Regions from separate parts of the Homo sapiens genome. Here regions 2, 3 and 4 are each linked to region 1. The links are chromatin loops, found by intact Hi-C in ENCODE. Cell type or tissue: B cell. All regions are shown on one strand.

Region 1 (5,000 bases):
TAATAAGTATATCCATTATTCCATCTCTCTCTTTTTTATTGTTTTTTTTTTTTTTTTTAAACAGGTATCTTTATACTACTATGACCCATACTCAAAATTAACAAATGATTAAATTTTTCTCATATTTGCTTCTGATTTTTTTAAAACCAAAGGGGGAAAAACTCATCAAGTGTATCTCTTCTGACCCTCCCAAAGCTTAGAAAATGACTGTTAGGTAAAATCAGACAAGAAAGTTAAATAAGACTAGACCAAAGCTGGGATTTAACAAAAGGAAGATGAGCAAATTTCAGCTTCCTCTCTTCGATTCATGTCTTTCTTTCCTTTAGCTGACAGTGACCAGCTGTCTGCTCTGCACCGGGGCTAAGCGCTGTGCTGAATTCTGAAAACACTAAGATGGATAAGGCGGAATGTCCTGCCCTGAGGAGCTGTGAGCCCAGGGCAGGGAAACAGGTGGACAAAGAGCTTGTGGAAGTGTTCGGGTGCTGCTGAGGCCAAGAAAGGCCGTCAGGGCAGTGGTGTTGCAGAGGAGGGGCCTGAAGACAAGTACATGGGAGGTGGGGAGCCACGGATGGGTGGGCTGGAGTAGAGGGGACTGGAGGGCCGGGGCACTTCTTGGGATTCTAGAAGCTGGACAGAAAGGAGGCCAGACAGGCTCGCCAAGGGTCTGATGTGTGGCATGTGGTTATACTCTAGACACCAAGGAACCATGCGGGATCTTACACAAGAAACACCATCATTGGGTTTCCCAAGAGGATGGACTGGACACAGAGGAGGGGGCAGGTTATAATCTTATAATTTTCTCTATCCAGGCCCAGGAAACATGGTGCAACTGCCCAGACAAGAGATGTTACCATTTGGTGCATTAATATTAATAATACATTTATAATGCATGTCAAACGACAGAATTACAGCAAATTTAGTGACAGATCTATTTGGCTTTTATTTGCAACTTATGAATTAGTGCAGCCTCCATTCTACAAAACAGAATGTGAGCTCCCGCCAGGCAGTACTGGAACAGTGCATTTTGTAAGAAGGAAACAGAGCAATAGAAAAATAACTGATAGGTTAACATTGAGTTACTTCAGGTTGCTTTTTTTTTAAGGGTTAAAGCAGAGGGGAGTTCCTTATTATGCTGACTTGTGTAGTCTGGGATCTCCTATTTTTAGAAAAAGCAGGTCTTCTTGTTTTGGGATCTGTCTGCTTCCTTAAAGTTTCAATTTGATTGTGTGGCATTTAGCATGAGTGACTCCATTTAGTTTGGTCTTCTGGTTTGTTGGAGCCCAAAACAATGGCGTCCCATAATTTTGGTCAATTCACATGACACGTCGTGTGGATTCTGTTTATGTCTCTGAGATATCCATTAGCCCAAGTAGAGAGAATGGCTTTAAACCCACAAGGTGCTTTCACTCTTAGCTGATAAATAGCAAAATGTATTTAGTATTAGAGAATCTAAATCTTAATGAGGCTGTCTCCTCTCTTCTCATCTCAGGAATCCTTACCACTGTCTCCAGAAAACCCACCGAAACTCCTAAAATGCTCACCTTCTGAAAGCAGGGCTCTAATATTTATTGGTTTTGAGACACATCTCGTGCTTCTGCTCTGAGTAGCCAAGCATGGCAGCACATTGGGTATTGGGTTAGCCTCCCATGGCGTCTGGTCTCCCTGTGGACAGCGAGCTTCCTGAGGGCTGGGGCCATGTCTGCCTTGTTTGCTACCCTATGAAAAGCCTGATACACACAGGTGCCCCAGCATCGGTCGGAGAAGGGTTGAACACGAAGGTGTGGCCAGTAAACTTCCCTTTCAGAACTCTTGTTTTCACATAAAAAATGTGCTAGAGAGTGGTATTATGCCAGGTTTTTCCATTGCTTGCTCTAGTAGATTGGAAATACGTTTTCTAACAAGATCCCAAAGTTAGATGTGTTACAATGAAATACTAGATGGTACTCAAATAGTAACCAACTTTTGTGGGGTGTCTCATTCTGCTGGGTGCTCTGAGAGATGTACACAAAGGAGCTCAGCCAGCCTTAACTAAAGACCTGCTCCATACAAGACCCTGACGAGGCTCTAGACACAGTTGGTCTCAGAGCAGCCCAGAACGCTGGCAGGGTCTGTAATAACCAGAAACCTGAGTTCAACCAAGAGATGTGAAAGGAGGGGGGATCTGCAGTTCTCCCAAGGAAGAGAGTGGTCAGACAGGGAGAGGGGGGTGGGGGCTGCACTGCCTTGCAAGGGTCTCGGCCATGCGTCAGCATGGGGGTGGGCAGCTGGTGCCAACAGGTAACCGGTGCCAGTTGCTATGACAGCAGTGGGCGAGGCAGGCCCAGCACATCTGGGCTCCCCCAACAGGGTGTGCATGCTACCCTGCACCCAGTGTGAGCTCAGGATCGGGTGGGGGCCGTCTTCAGGTGGGCATCGCTTTCTGCAAGCGTCAGAATATGGGAAGTAAAAACCCAAAAAAAACATTTGTTTTTGACGCACTTAGCTAAAAGGGAAGTTAAAGAAAACCACACTCTAGTTTGAATAAACCAAAAGGAGTCTTTCACTGAGGGGAGTTGCTAGAAATCTCATTGGAATGAATGTCCCATTTTACTTATGTCAAAGAGGAGTTGAATTGCAAGTAAAATACCAAAGTGGGATTTCATTTATTTTCTTTTCTCTTTTCCTTTTTCCCTTTTTTTTTTTTTTTTTTTTGAGACATGGTCTTGCTCTGTATCCCAAGCTGGAGTGCAGTGGTGCTATCATGGCTCACCGCAACCTCGACCTCCTGGGTTCAAGCCATCCTCCCAACTCTGCCTCCTGAGTAACTGGGACTACAGGCACATGCCACCAAGCCCAGCTAATTTTTTTTTTTTTTTTTTTTGGTAGAGACAAGGGTTGCCCAGGCTGGCATTTTCTTAAATGAGAATTATCTTGAGGTAGTAGGCACACACATCCCAATCATAGATGTTTAAAAATAAAAAATAAGGAAAGAGAAACTGGTACAGATTTATTTCCATCTCTAGGGTGTTTTCCTCATTCAGTGGGTTCTCTGAAAAGCACATTATTAGGGAATGTATTCCATCTTGCTCTCCTTTGGAACATTGTCAGGTGACAGTGACAGTGCTCTTGTGGCAACGCCTATTTCTGTCATGCTCCCCTGCCTTGGTCAGCCAGCCATGTGGAAGTGTCACACCAGGGCTGGTGAAGGGCTGCTGACGCCTGTGGTTCAGAAGCTCGTGACGAAAGGCAACTGATGGAGTCACACCTTGCTCCACTGGGGCACCCTGGACACCTCCAAGAGGGTCTTCATCCCTGTGGGGGCTCTGGTGGGGCACCCTGGACACCTCCAGAGTGGGTCTTCATCCCCGTGAGGGCGGAGCTGGAGTTTGCCATTGCCACAGCACCAGCTGCACCTTGGTGTCCTCTGAGTAGCCTTATCTCTGCTCCTCACCTCTGGAAGTCAGGTTTCCTGTTACGGAAAGCAGGCTCTGGATGTTACATTTGGGGAATGTTAGTGTCTAGAAATAAGAAATAAGTAGATGTGGAAGACAGGAAAGCAAAGCATGCTGGAGGCGAACCCAACTAGAGCTGGCTTCTCAATGAAGTTAGAGGAAGGAATCATTTCGATTTGGGGGCTAGAAACCAAGCTGCACTCTAATCTGATATTTTGTGGTGAGGATTTTTAGGCAGAAACTTCTTGTGATGCCTGAGCAGGAGGAAGGTACTCGCTGTGCTCTGAGATGGAGAGGGAATGTTGAAAGAACACCTTTTTAGAAAATTTCTTTGAGACATTTTTAAAATTTTCCAGACCAATGAATGACTGCAAGCCCATGAAGCCAACACTGACGAAGTTGCAGTATGCAGCGCCGTGCCTCGCCTCGCCTCGCCTCACCATTGCCTCCACTCACGCCAGAACAAGTGTCTATCCTAGCACAGTCTTTTCCAGAGTCTCAGTGTCCTACCAGCATTCTCATTTTGTCCTCCACATGTTTATTGGTCACTTTTGATCTTCACATTCAGCCTTCTCTAACTGGTGCTGGGCACCGGGTGTGTCAGGCTCTGTGTTGGGGGGAAGCAAGCCAGGCCTGGTGCCAGCCCTCAAGGGAGCTCACCGTCTATGAGGGAGACCAGATCCATGCAAGGCCCTAACCCAGTACCCAACTCATGCAAGTACCTAGTGCCAGTCCTTAGAGCAGAGGAGACCTGTAAACATTCATTCCTGTACTTTAACAACTTGACATCAGGAGATTTTACATTGAAACTTTCTCTTCCTGTGGATGTTAGATCGGATCAGGTGCTCATGGTGAGTTCTGATGCTTCTCATCCCAGTAGCTGGACTACAGAGACAGGAAGCAGCCTGCAGAGAAAATGAAGTAGTCCAGGGTTTCAGTGTGAGTTAATGTGTGTTGTGGCTAAAATGTGGTGCTTTCGATAGGGAGAGAGATGGGCTGACCATCTATAATACCATTATTTATATAGTCATCAGAGTTGTGTATTTGCTAAACTTTATAAATACATAAAGTGTATTTTAGAACAACACAGTCTTTTTGTTAGAATGTTATGCTCACCATTTAAAAAGATTGTTCCTGTCTTTCTGACTTCTTTAGGGCCCACCACACACCTGGCCCCGCTGCCCTCCATAGGAGAATAGTGGTCCTGAGAGGTCATGTTTATTGAGCGCTGGTCATGTGCCCGTCACTGTTCTGGGCTTCTCACATGCATCCCTCTCATCTCCCAAACTGCGAGGAAACAGAGAGTCAGAGCCTGGTCCCCTGCATGTGGTCACACGGGGCCAACTCCAAAGCTCGGGTCTCCCTGCCACCCTGCGCTGGAGTCAGACCTAAGACAGCATGCAGCTTCCCCTGCATTTTTATTTCACGGAAGCATGAACCTGGTTTTCTGTCCCTACAAGTTGAGTATCCCTTATCCAAAATGCATGCTGCTCTAGTCCTTCAGTAAGCCCATCACATATTTTCTCTGTGTCGTCTGTAGACACTTTTTCTGCAGCGTTAGCATCATCT
Region 2 (5,000 bases), 53 kb before region 1:
TCCTGGGGTTAGACTGATTCTCTGGGACACAGGTGCCAGACTCCCCCAAGTCTAGGCTCACCCAGTTAGAACTGTTGCGTGACTGAGGAAGACTTAACCAGCCTGAGAACAGCAAAGAAGGAGCTCATTGCTTTGATCATGAGAGATGCCTGAGGATGTACTGTTTGTTCCATGGCATATTTGTTTCACTTAGCAGTAATGGTTTTGAGTTCTGTTTTAAATATTTTCCAAAAGCATTCAAATATTGAAGTACCTTATTGTATACGATTTCATTGTGTTAGTTACTATTAATTCTTTTACTCTCCATATTTGTCCCCTTCCTTAGTAACTCTTATGTGACTCAGTTTTTTAAAACACATTCCATTTTCTTTCTTTATTCTTTTTTTAGACTCCTAGCTTTAAGTGCCTGCTGTCTCCTCAGAAAGTTGCATTGTGTGACATTCAGTGCACTAAAATTGGAGGTTGCATTTTTCATCTCTTTATAGTCTTTTTAAAATCTAAAATTATATGTTATGATTATAGTCTTTTCCGGTACACATGTTTAACAGGTAGTGGGGTACCTGTTTTAACTTTTTAAAAGGAATCAGACGTTTAAAATAAAATTCTTGACCAAAAAAAATCCCTTGTTTCAGAAGGGTGAATAGAATTACAGTGTGTTTGGAATATAATTCAAAGATAATGTAGCATTTTAAAGAACCCTACTAATAATAAACATTTCTGAGCCTTTTACAGTCATTGATTCAGCCAAAGTTACCGGCCTTCTACTATGACAAAAAATCTGATAAATCTTCATATTAACCTTGTTCTTTATTACTATTTTACCATAATTAGATGACTGTTTATTTAAAATAATTAATATTCATGAATCATGGCCAGTTTTCCTATGTTCCTATACCATAAATGTTGGTGCTTGTTTTGAACCTAAGGAACATTTTCTTTCTTTGTCTAGAAAATTCTCATTTTTATTATGAAATATTTACTGTGATGTGGCATACTTTAGATAAGGAAGATTGTAAAAGACAATATCAGTATTATTTGTGAGTGTTTGATTTACACACCACTGACTATAGGATCCAAGCCTGAGATTCACAAAGCCACAGTCTGCCTATTCCAGATGTCTCTTGCTCAACATGACTTCCCCTCTTCCTTTATAGATCAAGTGACTTCCCTTTTTGGGGAGATATTTATGCTAAATAAAATACTAACAAAATAAAATTCTTACTATGCAAAAGAAATGCACAGATAATTATAATTATAGATGATATTCAGTGTTTTGGGGAATGTTACAAAACCTGTTGATGAGATTTCACATTTTAGTATTGAAACCAGTAATTCACTTAACCATGTGTGTTAAGCAATGATTTTATTTCATTCTGGCAATTAATGTGGTTTTTAAGAAAAAGAGTATTTTTTAAACAAAGATATTTGTATGAAACATGAGTAATTTGTTATTTGCTGTCATAGAAACCAAAAACTTTACTCATGCTTTTCTGGAAAGCTGCCAACTTTGGATTGAGCTTATTTTATTTAGCTAGGTACTGGTTGATTTATTTTGTTTAGGCTAGCTTTTTTGTTTTGGAGACAGGCTCGCTGTGTCACTCAGGCTGGAGTGTAGTGGCATGATCTTGGCTCACTGCAACCACTGCCTCCCGGGTTCAAGTGATTCTCGTGCCTCAGCCTCCCAAGTAGCTGGAATTGCAGGTGCACGCCACCAAGCCCGGCTACTTTTTTTGTATTTTTAGTAGAGACGAGGTTTCACCATGTTGGCCAGGCTGGTCTCGAACTCCTGACGTCAGGGGATCCATCTGCCTCAAAGTGCTGGGATTATAGGCGTGAGCCACCGTGTCTGGCCTAGGCTAGTTTTTAATCTCTCCTCGGTGTCCCTTATTCTTGCATAATTATAGATGTCTTTGAATATATAACTTTAAAATATTCCACTGATTAAAATAGAAGGTTGATAAATTATGTCAGTACAGTATTTTACTAGGTAAGTTGACCACTTTTTATCTTCAGTGATATCACAGAAAATAACTAAATCATTTTTCTGAGTTGAGGGAAGACAGTTTTTAGCTTACAGGAGCAATAGTAAGTTAGTTTGCCCAGGATGGCTGTCAGACCTCAGTCCTATTTTGTTATCCAGTAGAGACTCCAGCTGCTGCCCAGGAAAGGTGAGGGGGATTCTCTTGTACTTAAAGATGACTGTAAGATTATTCACATGTATCATTGATAAATGTTTTTGTGTTACCTTTTTCCTCATTTGACAGTTCTGATTTTTAATGCAAACATTTAGTATTTAAAATAGGACTTTTCATGAAATGTTGCAAAATTGTAATTGGAAAGCTTGGCTATTACAGCCAAGTGACATATATCAGTTTAAACAAATACTTCAACATTTCAGTGACCGTATCAACTGTTCTTCTAGATGTCTGGTGAGAGACCTTCAAAAATTGAAGTCAGTCTTTACATATTCATAATTCCACTAATTTTCTTACACATTAATACTTTTCCTTAAAGCATTGCTTACTTACTGAACTTCATTTAAATTCTTCTTGTGGTTCTGCAGAGAGCTTTTGAGCCATCTACATCTCAGAACTTCTTCATTTTCTACAGTTTTATGAATCATAGTACTGAGTCATTACCACAGGGATGCACCCTAATTCTCAAAAGCCGAGGTCTCAGGACTGATCTGATTCTGGCATGATTAAAATAGAAAGAGCCTTCTTTTGCCAATTTTCTTTTTACAGTTCACACATTTATCTTTACTTGACCCTCTTTTAAGCTGTTTGAGAGTGAATTAACAGGCCTATATTCCTCAGACTTCTCCCTTCAACGCAGCCCTTCACTGTACCCATTTCCTGCATTCGTTACTTGTCATGTACAGTATATCAGACTTTGATTATCTCTGATCCAGCAGCCTTAGTGTGGAAAAAAAACAATCTGTTACACCCAAAAGTAAGATTTGGGACTTCAAATGTGGTCTGAGTTTGGATTGTTTTCTGTAAGGAGTGGGGATCTTTAAAGCACTTCAAGAAGAAACACTTTACGATGGTGCAAGATTACAGAAGCCTTATCAGGGTTCGTAGATCATAGGACAGGGGTAGGGAAAATGAGCCATCTGGAGGGAGTCAAGACAGCGCATTTGCGGGCTGTGATTTGCCTTTCTCTCTTCCCTCTGTAGTACTTTTAAAGACAAACAAAAAAACCCAAACCACTGTCTTAAAGTAACTGTGAACAAATGGAAACAGCATAACCTGCTGTGGAAGCATAAGCATCTTTAGAGTATGTTTTGAGGCCCTGGCCTGCTTCTGGGCGAGGGATGGTAGGTGTGAGTTCCTCTGCGCCGCCTTTGCTTGTGCCCAGCTCTCTCTTCTCTCCGTGCTTCCTTTTCTCCTATTTAACCTTTTTTCCCTTAGATTGCTTCTCCATTGACCAAAGAGTGGTATAGGTAGCAGCTCAGATAACTCCTCTGATGCACAAGCCTCCCAGTTAAACTTACTTTAGAGATTTGGATTATTTTCTAGTAGTTCATTGAAAATGAGGACAGGAACTGCAAAGAAAAATCAAGGCTAACCAGATACAGTGGCTCATGCCTGGAATCCCAGCACTTTGGGAGACTGAGGCAGGTGGATCGCTTGAGCCCAAGAGTTCAACACCAGCCTGGCCAACATGGCAAAACCCTGTTTCTACAAAAAACAAACAAACAAACAAACAAAAATTTCAAGGCTGACCAAAGCCATGAGGGTGATGGGACTTGTGAAAGGACCACATGTAGAAGTTGAAGACAAGTAGCAGGTTCTTAAGAAGCATCCAAATTTGGAGGGTGCCTTATAATTAAAATAGCAAGTGTGATGTCAGTGCTTGTCCAATGTACACCCCACACACACTCACATTCACGTTGACTCATCCATATACACTCCCTTTTCTCCTTTTTCCTCCCTCCCTCTCTATGCTACCTTTCCCACTCCTGACCACAGGGAGCCAGGACTAACTGGAAGAAGCCTTCTATTAATATATTCTTCCTTGTGGCAATTGCAACTCAGGCCCAGGATGACAAATGGTGTCTTAGGCCATTGTTAACACAGGGAGGTAGCGACCAGTTGACGTGTGATTTTTAAATGCTCAGTGCAGAATAAATGAAATGATGCCATTGTCTTAATAAAGCTGGCAGATAGAATTGCCTTATAAAATTTATAAAAATAGCTATAAAATTTTATTATTGCAACTTATGTTCTACCTGTAGGCAAAAATCTAGCCTCCTTTCAAAATGCGACCTCCTCACCTACCCCTGTCACTTCTGTGAACCATACACTCCAACTACACACAATCCATTCCCAAACATCCACTTTCAGGATTCTGTATGATTGTGCAAACAAGTATTTTTCTTTAACAAACACACAGCACTTAGTATGTACCAGACACTTGTGGTAGATTTTTTACTCTAGTATTTTTGTTTGTTCAAATATATTTGGTCAAAATATGTTCTGCCCCTCTCTACTGAAGCCCTCCCTATAGGGCCTCTGCATGCCCTGTTGACATCAGGTTTTGTTGTTTGACTTACACTAGCCACTAAAATATGAACAGCAGTGACAAATGCTTCATCCAAGCAGAAGCTTGAAGAGCCACTGCCTGGTTCCACCATTGCTCTGTCCCCTTTGCCATGAGAAAAGCAGGGCCCGGAGAGGGGCAGCTCCTCAGACTCCAGAATGAAGAAGTCAAATGGAGCAGGGCTGTACCAACATGTAGCATGAACAGGAAAGAAATCTTTGTTATAAGCTACTGAAATTTGATAATTTGTTACCACAGTATAACTTAGAAAAAGCTGACTAATAGTACTCTTTTCTAAGCACTTTACAAACATTATTTTAATTAGCCCTCATAAAAACCTGAGGAACTACGGAATATTCTCCCTATTATAGATGAAGAAACTGAGGCACAGGGAAATTAACTACAGTCATGCACTGCGTAACAACGTTTTGATCAACAACAGAGTGCGTATTCAG
Region 3 (5,000 bases), 110 kb before region 1:
CTTGCTACTGCTGCTTTCTTATGCTCTGAAAGGTATCTGCCTTTATTATTATAGTCATTTGAAATTGAAAGAGTAACATTTATCTTTTTGTAGCATTCTTGGTCCCTGCTGTTCTGATTAATATTTTATCAGTGATAAAAAATACCAAAATATAGTGTGTTTGCTCATCAGATTTGCAAATTACAAAAACTAGGAGGATATTTCAGTAATGGTGGAGGCTAAGCTTCTGTAACAAACCGCTGACACAGTGGCTCAAAGAGCGCAGATGTTCATTTCACTTTTGTAACCACCCTGTGGGGTAGGCAGGCTCTGTACCGGTAAGTCGTCAAGGGCCTGGTCTGGTGGAGCACCTCTGCTTTCCTCAACATGTGCCTTCCAAGGAGGCTCCATGGCTTCTGCTTCCAGCTGGTGTGGAAGAAAGAAGGGGCATGCAGGAGGAGGGATTGCCTTTCCCCAGGTGCCTTCAAGGTTGCAGATGTCACTCCTGCTCCCAAACCATTGGCAAGAACTTGGTCACGTGGCCACACCTAATCACAGGGAGGCTGGGAGATGTAATCTTACCTGGGCAGTTGTGTCCCTGGAGATAAGGGAACAGTGGGTTTTCGGGGAGCTGCTAGCAGTCTTCTCAGAAGAACAATAGCTCTAACACATTAGCTGCCTCAGCAAGCTGGAGTTTTGGGCTTTATAGTCAAAATATGAAACATAGAAGGAGGCCAGGCATGGTGGCTCTCACCTGTAATCTCGGCATTTTGGGAGGCCAAGGCAGGCAGATCGTTTGAGTCCTGGAGACCATCCTGGGCAACATAGCAAAACCTTGTGTTTACATAAAATACAAAAAATTAGCCAGGCGTGGTGGCATGTGCCTGTAGTCTCAGCTACCTAGGAGGCTGAGGTGGGAGGATCACCTGAGCCTGGAGGGCCGAGGCTGCAGTGAGCCATGATCCTGTCACTGCACTCCATTCAGCCTGGGCTACAGAGTGAGACTCTGTCTCAAAAAAAAAAAAAAAAAAAAAAAGAAACACAAAAGGTAAAGAAGGTAAGAGAGAGAACATTAGGTCTTTCTCTTGAGTCTTAAAAATCAGCTGTAGAGGCACTGAATGATAGAGTTGTTTGGCTTGTGAAATGGCATCATGGAGTGACTGCCAGTTGACACTAATATGCCCCTAGATGCCATTTGTAGGATTACAGGGAAACAAGGATGTTGCTGGTGGTCCAGGTTGGCATCAGGATGGGGTGGAGATGGAGATTGGCCATGGGAGAAACAGGTGGAGAACAGGCATTGCTTACCCCAGAGAGAAGAAACTGGGGCAGAACTGTCTTCCACTGTTGAAAGGGCTGCCCAGTGAAAGAGGAGTTAAATAAGGGGGGAATGGCCTGTGGTGAATGAAGACCACGGGGACATGCTACGGGATATAGCTTTGGGCTTGGCATAAGGAGTAACTTTGCAGCACTCACTGTCTCAAGATGAGGTGATCTCCCTTGGGAGCTGCTGAATTTGACACTGAGGATACTCAGGCTGTGGCTGGGAGAGTGCGAGGCAGGGGTGTTGCAGGAAGTCCACTCATTGGTAGGTACCACAAATGGAGTGCCTATGAAATCCCTTTAAACCGTGAGCATTCTGTGGTTTAAATGAGCTATATTCTGATTCTGTGCTCTTCTTTATTGTGAGATTCATAAGTAGGCTTAGAGAACTAGAGAAATTAATTGGAGTCCAGCCAAGGGACCGCATTTCCCAGGATGTTCTGTGCAGCCTAGTACTGGTACAGCAGAACTTGTTCCAGGACATAATTCACTGCAATGTAGAGTTATTATTATATTTCTCAAATTCTGTAATACAAAGAGGTTTGATATTTTTTCTATATAATCTAAGTGATTGATTTTTTGCTTTCTTATAAGCAAGGGGTATTTTTAAATTTTGAAGTACGTACTTCCAGAAAGTCTTTATAAATACTTAAAGAGGAATAGAATGAGAAAATCCTGACACCATTAAGGTAAGAGCTAAATAATGAGTTGGTAGGGTGACATATTTGAAACATTTATAAAATAAAATATTCAAAATAAATTACATTTTTCATATTATTACTACGAATTCTTACAGAACTTCAATCTAGACTGTAAGCTTCCATGTTAAAGCTGTTTTCCCCTTTCTGAAATGAGCATGCTCAGCAGTTCAGTAGGCATTGCCTGCAGTAACACTGCACTAGATGGCAGTGTTACATAGAACTTGATAAAAGCTTTAACTCCTCTAAAATAAGTTATTAAATGGGGATCATATGGTGAAACATTTTTGTAATAAATAACAGAATGGTATTATACTTTATACAAACACCTTTAACAGTTTGATACCCTGTGACTATTTCATAAAGGCGTGTGCTGTAGTTAGAATTAAAAACTGGTATTGTGTATGTGTGTTAATTTTTCCTAAACAACACAATAAAGTATTTTAAACACCACTGGTATAGCAATTGTGAAACTCCTATGATGTAAACCTAAGAATGATTTTTAGTTCTGATTATTCATGGGCTCAGCTCAGCACAGTTCCAAATTTTAACTACGTAAGGTGAGGCAACACACTACTTGGCCCTAATAGTAACATTAAAGAAAAAAATAATCATTATCTGAAAATTATTGAGCTAATCAAAGAGAATTGTAAGCAGATATTTTTATCAAGGGCATATGGTAATATTGTTTGCCATTTTGTGTCTCTTTGAAGTCTTATATGAACCACAGACTGTTTTCACTAGAATGCACATGTATGTAAATGTTAATAAGAAAATAATTGGAATTTAGCAGAGGTGAATATTATGGTCACATTTATAGTCATCAGCTTTTGTCTTCCTAAATAATGCTCCTTAGCTAATTCTTGGGCACAGATCAAGTGTTAGATTTTAATTACTACTTTTTACATTTCTATATCAATGTCCAAGATTATAGTGGTATCAACAACAAGTAGAATATTTTCAAAACCCAGAAAGTAAGTAAGTAGGGAACGAGAGTTTGTACTTAGAAACATAGTTAGATAGAAATTGATGGTTGATGGTGTGGACATGCACATGAGTTCTGAAGAAGAATAAAAATAAGGAACAGGAAGCTGAACTGTAAAAGATGATTTTCAGTACATTGCGTACTTTTATTAACTTAGAAAATATGCTAATCTTTTATGGTAAATTATGGAGGAAGTCAATTTCAGTCATGTTTTAGGAGAAGAAAGAATTTCCAAAGTGAGGAAGAGAATAGCTTGACACTTCCTTGTATAAAGTAGCCACTTAGTAAATGTTTGGGTATTTATGCATGCATGAATGAATGAGAGAATTCTACCTCATATTTTACAAGAGCAATCGGCTCTTTTCTGATTTCCCCAATCTTTTTGCATTCTCTTTTCCTCTTGTTAAATTATTTGTTGAGCACCTACTTTATGATAAGCCTTGTTCTGGGCTCTGAGGATCCTGCACTGATCAAAGCAGACAAAATCTTTGTCCTCATCGACTGTACATTGTAATTGAGGGTAAAAGACAGTAAACAAAATAAAAATTTGTAATATATATATGCCAGATCATGATCTGTGTTGTACAAAACTAAATAAACTAGGGAAGGGAATGCCAGGGTGTGAGTGGGATTGCAGTTTTAATAATTCTAGTAAGGAAAAGCTTCAGAAATCAGGTAATATTTGAGCAAAGACCTGAAGGGGTCAAGGTGTGAGCTATGTGGAGATATTGGGGAAAGTATTCCAGATATCAGAGACTGCCAGTGCCAAGGCCCTCAGGTGGAGATGGGACCATCCCGTACGTGGACAGCTGGAGCAGAGTGATGGGGGGATGGGGTGTGGGAAGATAGCAGGAGATGAGGCCAGGGAGGTAAGAGTGGTCACTGTCCTGTCAGGCCATTGTACTAATTTTGGCCTTTAATCAGGGCATTCGGGAGCCATTGCATGATGCTTTGGGAGATGAAGTCATGTTGGCCTGTGCTTTCTTTTCATTGTTTCCCATTCTTTTTTAAAAAAGCACTTAATCATTTTATACATACTTAGAGTTTTTAAATTGTTTTTCACTTCTGCTTCTCAGGTTATCAAATTCTCCCTCAGGGTAGTCTGTTGTTTCTTAGAGTTTTAATTTTTTATTGTGAACTCATTTTCAGTGGTTTCATTTGCTCTTCGAGTCCCCATGTCCCCCAGCTCACAAAAGTATCTCTGTTGAGGGATTTTGTGTTTACTACTGCTGGGTCCTGAGGGGTTTTTGTTGCCTGGATTAGCTTTTATATTATTTTCTTACCTTAGAGCTCCCAGACCATTCAAGTGGGGGTAAATCTAGGCCACAAATTCAGGTATGATGTTGGCCTTAGATTTTAATTTTTTGTTAGGACTGTTTGATCTTTTTGTTTCCAAGGCTTTTAATGTAAGCTAACTTTCTTTGTTGTTTCAGCAGACTATAAATGGAATATTTTTAGTCTTCTCTCTAAAAGACAGTGATCTTTGATGGTCTGGGCTCAGTCCCAGCTCTCTTTCCTTGAGCTGCTTAAGGTCACCTCTTTTAGCTCTACTAGACCTAAAAATCCCAGCCCTCAACTCCAGGGGCTTGTATCTAGGTCAAGTGCCTTGTGGGCCACTAAAGCAGCCCATATTTTAATTTCTATCTTTGTTTCTGATATCTGGGTTCATTAGAGAAATTTTTAAGCATGTATAAGAAAGGAGAGAACACTGTAATGAACCCCATGTTTCAACATCACCCACTTTCAACACTGATCAACTCATGGCCACCTTGTTTTATCTATATCCTTAATCTTAAGCCATTCTCATGGGCCTGTGACAGACTCTCTTTGGCATATAAACCCAGGAGCAGGAATGTAGGGTCATAGGATATATGAGTGTCTTAGTAAACTCGTGCTGTCATAGAGTGGGTGGCTTACACAGAAATTTATTTTCTCACAGTTTTGGAGGCTAGAAGTCCAAGATCAGGATGTTGGCATGGTCAAGTTCTGGTGAGGGCCTGCCGTCTTCCTGACTT
Region 4 (5,000 bases), 93 kb before region 1:
ACTCCCCTAATTTTATCTACAAAGGAGATCTGGTCTTATTCCTTTACACCTTGAGAAATCTCCTATGGCTTCCTCCTGCTGTTTTATAAAGTTTAACTTGCTTGTGACACACCTCAGAGCTCCAGCCAATCTTCCCAGCCTCATTTTCTGTCATTCCTTCCTTGTACTCTGCATGTCAGCTAAATTGCATTACTCACTACTGCCTGTCACGCATACATCATTACAGATTTCTCTGGATTCATTTATTACGACAATTGTGGTTACAACATCCCTTCTCCCCTTTGCTTGACAAACTTCTACCAAGAAAACAAGGAGAACTTCAAGTGTCCCCTTGGGTAGCTCTGCTCCACGAAACCCTGCTCCAGCCAGAGTTGGAATTAACCTCTCCTTCCTTCTTGCTCCCAGTTAACTTTGTGCTTGTAAGTTATGTGAAACATTCATTACTTGAGATGGTAATTATTTACCTAATTGACCACTCTCTCAACTGGATGCTTTTGAAAGAGCAGGATCTTACTCTCTCTTACAGCTCCCTCAGCATGGAGTAGTGAAGAGTGTTCTTTAATACCAAAGGGACAAAGAAAGCTGACTGGGATCGGTCTGCCACATGCTAGTTGCTTCAGTTATTTTTTTGCACTAAATTATTGTGTCTCTGCTAATGTCCTTTTTCCTTTCTTCCTTCCCTCCCTTCTTCCTTCCTTCTTCTTTCCCTCTCTCTCTCTCTCTCTCTCTCTTTCTCACTCAGTAAGCTACCTCAAATCTGTTACTTAAGAGAAAAATGTAGGCTGGGCGTGGTGGCTCACGCCTGTAATCCCATCACTTTGGGAGGCCGAGGCAGGCAGATCACTTGAGGTCAGGAGTTTGAGACCAGCGTGGCCAACATAGTGAAACTCCATCTCTGCTAAAAATACAAAAATAAGCCAGGTGTGTTGGCGGGCACCTGTAATCCCAGCTACTTGGGAGGCTGAGGCAGGAGAATAGCTTGAACCCAGGAGGCAGAGGAGGTTGCAGTGAGATGAGATCACACCATGGTACTCCAGCCTGGGTGACAGAGCGAGACTCCATCTCAAAAAAAACAAAACAAAACAAAACAAAAAAAAACAACAGCAACAACAAAAAAGTATAAAAGTTGAATTTCACATTTGGGTTCAGTGATTTTTTTTTTTAAGGATTGAAATGTGGACTTATAAAATCATTTCCAGCATCTTACCTAAGAGAGAAGCATATAATCCATTCATTCTTATATTCACAAGATATCTCCTTTCTCAACCAAAAAGTTCTCACACTTTGGGCTCAGTTCAGTATTTGGGTGTTGGATACCATGTGTCCGGCATTGTACTTGGTACTATGTCACCTTGGTAGTCAGCAAGCACACGCCAGGCTCATCCCAGACACTCTGCAGGTGTGCCACTTTCTCTCCTTAGAACAGCCCTGGAAGGTGAGAACTCGCATCTACTTTGAGGAAACAGGCTCAGAAACCTTCAGCGCTATTTTCTATAAATTGATAAAAGAAAAATCATGATGTTAGAAGATACATAACAAGAGGAAGAGGCTTTTCTTGTCTCACTTATGTCTTGACATTGCCTGAGGACTGATTAGGAACTGAGATTGCCAATCATTTTAACAAGATTTTAGTAATGTTTGAAGATCTGTGCCTTCTGAATCAAAGTGGCGTGCAGAGGTACTTACCTTATGGATTGCTGGCTAATTGTGAAAGGAGACTCAGGCTTTTAACACTGCAGGAATTTCAAACTGCGGTCTCAGTGGCCAGAGTGTCTTACCAGGGAGCAGACCTAATGTATCCAGTTTAAAAGGGCGTGTAAGCTGTTGCCAGAAGTCTACATGAAGCCACATGATAAGTGATTTTGTATTTGAACATGAAGGGCAGTGGCATCATTGACCTAAGCTAGAGTTTCCTCACCCTCAGCACTTTTGACATTTTAGTTGCATAACCCTTTGCGGTGGGGGCGGTCCCGTGCACTGCAGGGTGGCTGGCAGCATCACTGGCCTCCACCCAGTGTATGCTGTTAGCAAAACCTCCTTTCCCCAGTCTTACCCCAGTCATGACAACTAAAAATGTCTCCAGATAATGCCAAATGACACTTGGGGGGCAAAATCACCCATGATGGAGAGTCATGACATGCATGATGCTGGGTGGTAGATAGAACCCTGGAAAGAGTTAGCCCACACCCTTGAGGAGCTCATGACCTAGGAAGCTTGTTGAGAACTTTTGACTAGGTAGAATATTTCTAGTAGTTGACTGAAATAGCTTTGGTTGAGGCTATTAGTAAAAATTTGTTTTAAAGAGGTTTAACATCTGTTTTCATTTCTGCTTTTCTGAGTTGCTTTGCTGCTCAATTCCTTTTATTTTAGCTGTCTTCCTCTTGGGACTTCAAACATTTGAGTGTGTCAAAATTTCCAGTCTAATAGGAAATATGTTTTGTTCAAAAAGAAATAAAGATATTTATAACTGTTGGGCTAGAATGATGGAAGTTTAACGCTGGTTAAGTGAGACTCAGGTAACAGACAGCAAAGGAGATACTTTAATAGTGAAGGGAACTTGAAGTCTGGTTGTATTCAAGATTCACTTCCTGTTCTTGTTTATCACTGGAAAGTTGCACCTTGTGAAAGATTTTAGATTTAGATCATTGTATTGTTCTAAGAAAAAAAATTCAAAATGCTAACCATGTCTTGGTAACTATAGCAAAATATACAGCACACAAAAATAATCTCATACCTGTCTTAGGGTTGGATTTTTTGGTATATGTTATGTGTTGAGTTCTGAAATATCTAATGTGCTTGAAATCTAATGTGCTTTTGTTATCTGAACTAAAGGAAAAAGGCTTTGTCAGTTACAAGAGAATAGGCATCCCTGTTTTGGCTGGATTGTTAGTTGAAGTAATAGAATGAATTCTGGCTGATTCAGCAGAAAGGGAATTTATTAAAGTAGCTCAGAGAATATTTAGGAAGGCAAATAATCAGTCATGGGTACACCAGAGCTAGAATCAACACTTTACAGTTCTCTCTCCTAAAATTATTTTGTTTACTTACTTAATGTTTAATATTGGCTTCTAGGATGTAGGATTCAGAGAGCAACTTGGTCTGTGTGGTTTTCAGCTGTTATTCCAGTGTGTAGAATAGCAGCTGGTTCATAGAGACACTTGATAATTATTTGCTGTATAAATAAATGACAATACCAAGGATAGGTTTGTTAATATCAGTGACAATATGAAGGAAAAATATGGAGTAACATTATGAAATGTTAACATTACGCATTCCATTTGGAGATTTTTTTTTGACAGCAGGATTTACCCTTTCTCTTAAGAAATCTTAATAAATTTATATTGAACAATTTTGTACCGTAGAGCCTTGTTTGACATATGTTCCTGATTTAAATGAATAGCCAGATTTAAATGAATAGCCACAAGCAGACTTGCAAGAGTAGATGTTGCTATTGCTGTGTTCTACATGAGAAAGCTGAGGGTCTGAGGATTGAGTCACTAAGTGACGGCTACTTAAGTGGCAAGCCTGGATGGAAACTCATGCCTGTCTGAATTGTGGCTCAGACATTTCCTTAATGCCTTAATGCCACCTTTTTTTTTTTTTTTTTTTTTTTTTTTTTTTTTTTTTTTGAGACTGAGTCTTGCTCTTTTACCCAGGCCAGAGTGCAGTGGTGCTATCTCGGCTCACTGCAGCCTCTGCCTCCCGGGTTCAAGCTATTCTCCTGCCTCAGCCTCCTGAGTAGCTGAAATTACAGGCGTGTGCCACCACGCCCAGCTAATTTTTGTATTTTTAATAGAGACGGTGTTTCACCATGTAGGTCAGGCTGGTCTCAAACTCCTGACCTCGTGATCTGTCTGCCTTGGCCTCCCAAAGTGCTGGGATAACAGGCGTGAGCCACCACGCCTGGCCAATGCCACTTTATTTTTAAAGGTAAAACAGTCTAGTTAATGGTCACTATAGCAGGAAGCAACTTGAGCATTTTAACTTGCCAGACTGAGGCTGTGTATTTCAACTTTAGCAATGTAAATGTCCAAAGACAACTTATATGATTGTATTCAAACTTTGCTGCTAAAATAAGAAGTACAAATAAACACACAATGCAAAGAAAAAAAGTTCCAATTGGGGGGAAGTGCCCCCATGAATGGGGCCTGAAGAAGCACTATATGACACTCCAGTTATTTAGCTATTACTTGTATTTTCATTTAATAGACTGAAGAAACTGCTGTTTCTTTTCAGTAGCTACCAAATGCTGCCACTTATGTTTTATACTTTTTGAAAATTTTAAAATAGTTCTGGTTTATAGAAAAGTTGCAAGGATAAAACAAAGAACTCCCATATACCCTAAAACCAGATGCCCCCGTTATTAACATTTTCCGCATTTGCTGTTATCATTTTCTCTCTACACAGTATTTTTTCTGAATCATTTGAAAGCAAGTTGTAGACATAATGTCCCTTTGACTCCAAAATACCATGAGTATGTATTACTTTATTCACATCTGGCAATTGTCCAAATAATGTCCTTTATGGCAAAAAGGAAAATCAAAATTCTAGTCCATCGTCTGGTTCAGTATTACATGTTGCATTTCATTGGTACATCCCCTTACTGTTTAATCCGGACTGTTCCTCAGTCTGTCTTGGGCGACCTTGGCATTTTTGAAGACTGTAAGCCAGGACTTACAGAAAACGATACATATTCTAAGGCTGCTGGAAAATTAAAGTTTGTGAAGGTGAAGCAGTAGATGAAAATAATGTGTAGTTTTCGTATTTCTCTTGGAATAACATTTTATAACTTTTTCATGAAAAATTTCAGTGACACAAGCAGAGAGAATAAAATGAGCCCTATTACCCAGATTCAGTAATTAACATTTTTGCTATCCTCTTTCCATTCCCTGGCATTTTAAAAGTATTTTGAAGCAATTTCCAGACATCATAATATCATATTTCATATTTCAGAAAGCTCTAAAATGGCATTTCTTATATAACCATAATGTTACCTTACC

What was found. Peaks named below come from ENCODE experiments on the same cell type or tissue, not always from the same donor. Only the 100,000 strongest peaks of a DNase experiment are listed, where the experiment ranks them.
Region 2: it touches region 1 in a loop (3-fold over the local background); 10 of 110 quality-filtered maps call a loop at or near these places.
Region 3: it touches region 1 in a loop (5-fold over the local background); 25 of 110 quality-filtered maps call a loop at or near these places.
Region 4: it touches region 1 in a loop (7-fold over the local background); 14 of 110 quality-filtered maps call a loop at or near these places.

The regions. Positions count from the first base shown.
Region 1 is chr13:99,373,131-99,378,130 of GRCh38, forward strand. All of the region lies in intron 8 of UBAC2 (UBA domain containing 2), which reads left to right. Among named protein-coding and RNA genes, the nearest start is that of MIR623, 20 kb to the left of the region's middle. RefSeq lists an enhancer at 2,678-2,747. In B cell, no CTCF peak of the experiment used is centred here; DNase peaks (open chromatin) are centred at 1,731, 2,261 and 3,161; H3K4me3 peaks cover 2,301 bases; H3K27ac peaks cover 5,000 bases.
Region 2 is chr13:99,319,751-99,324,750 of GRCh38, forward strand. The region is part of intron 6 of UBAC2 (UBA domain containing 2); the gene reads left to right. Among named protein-coding and RNA genes, the nearest start is that of GPR183, 15 kb to the left of the region's middle. In B cell, no CTCF peak of the experiment used is centred here; DNase peaks (open chromatin) are centred at 1,121, 1,501 and 2,891; H3K27ac peaks cover 2,744 bases.
Region 3 is chr13:99,267,620-99,272,619 of GRCh38, forward strand. All of the region lies in intron 4 of UBAC2 (UBA domain containing 2), which reads left to right. Among named protein-coding and RNA genes, the nearest start is that of GPR18, 12 kb to the left of the region's middle. In B cell, CTCF peaks have their summits at 2,201 (motif pointing right) and 2,402; DNase peaks (open chromatin) are centred at 2,212, 3,122 and 3,999; H3K4me3 peaks cover 1,004 bases; H3K27ac peaks cover 2,733 bases.
Region 4 is chr13:99,280,124-99,285,123 of GRCh38, forward strand. The region is part of intron 4 of UBAC2 (UBA domain containing 2); the gene reads left to right. Among named protein-coding and RNA genes, the nearest start is that of GPR18, 24 kb to the left of the region's middle. In B cell, no CTCF peak of the experiment used is centred here; DNase peaks (open chromatin) are centred at 2,248 and 3,506; H3K4me3 peaks cover 2,107 bases; H3K27ac peaks cover 5,000 bases.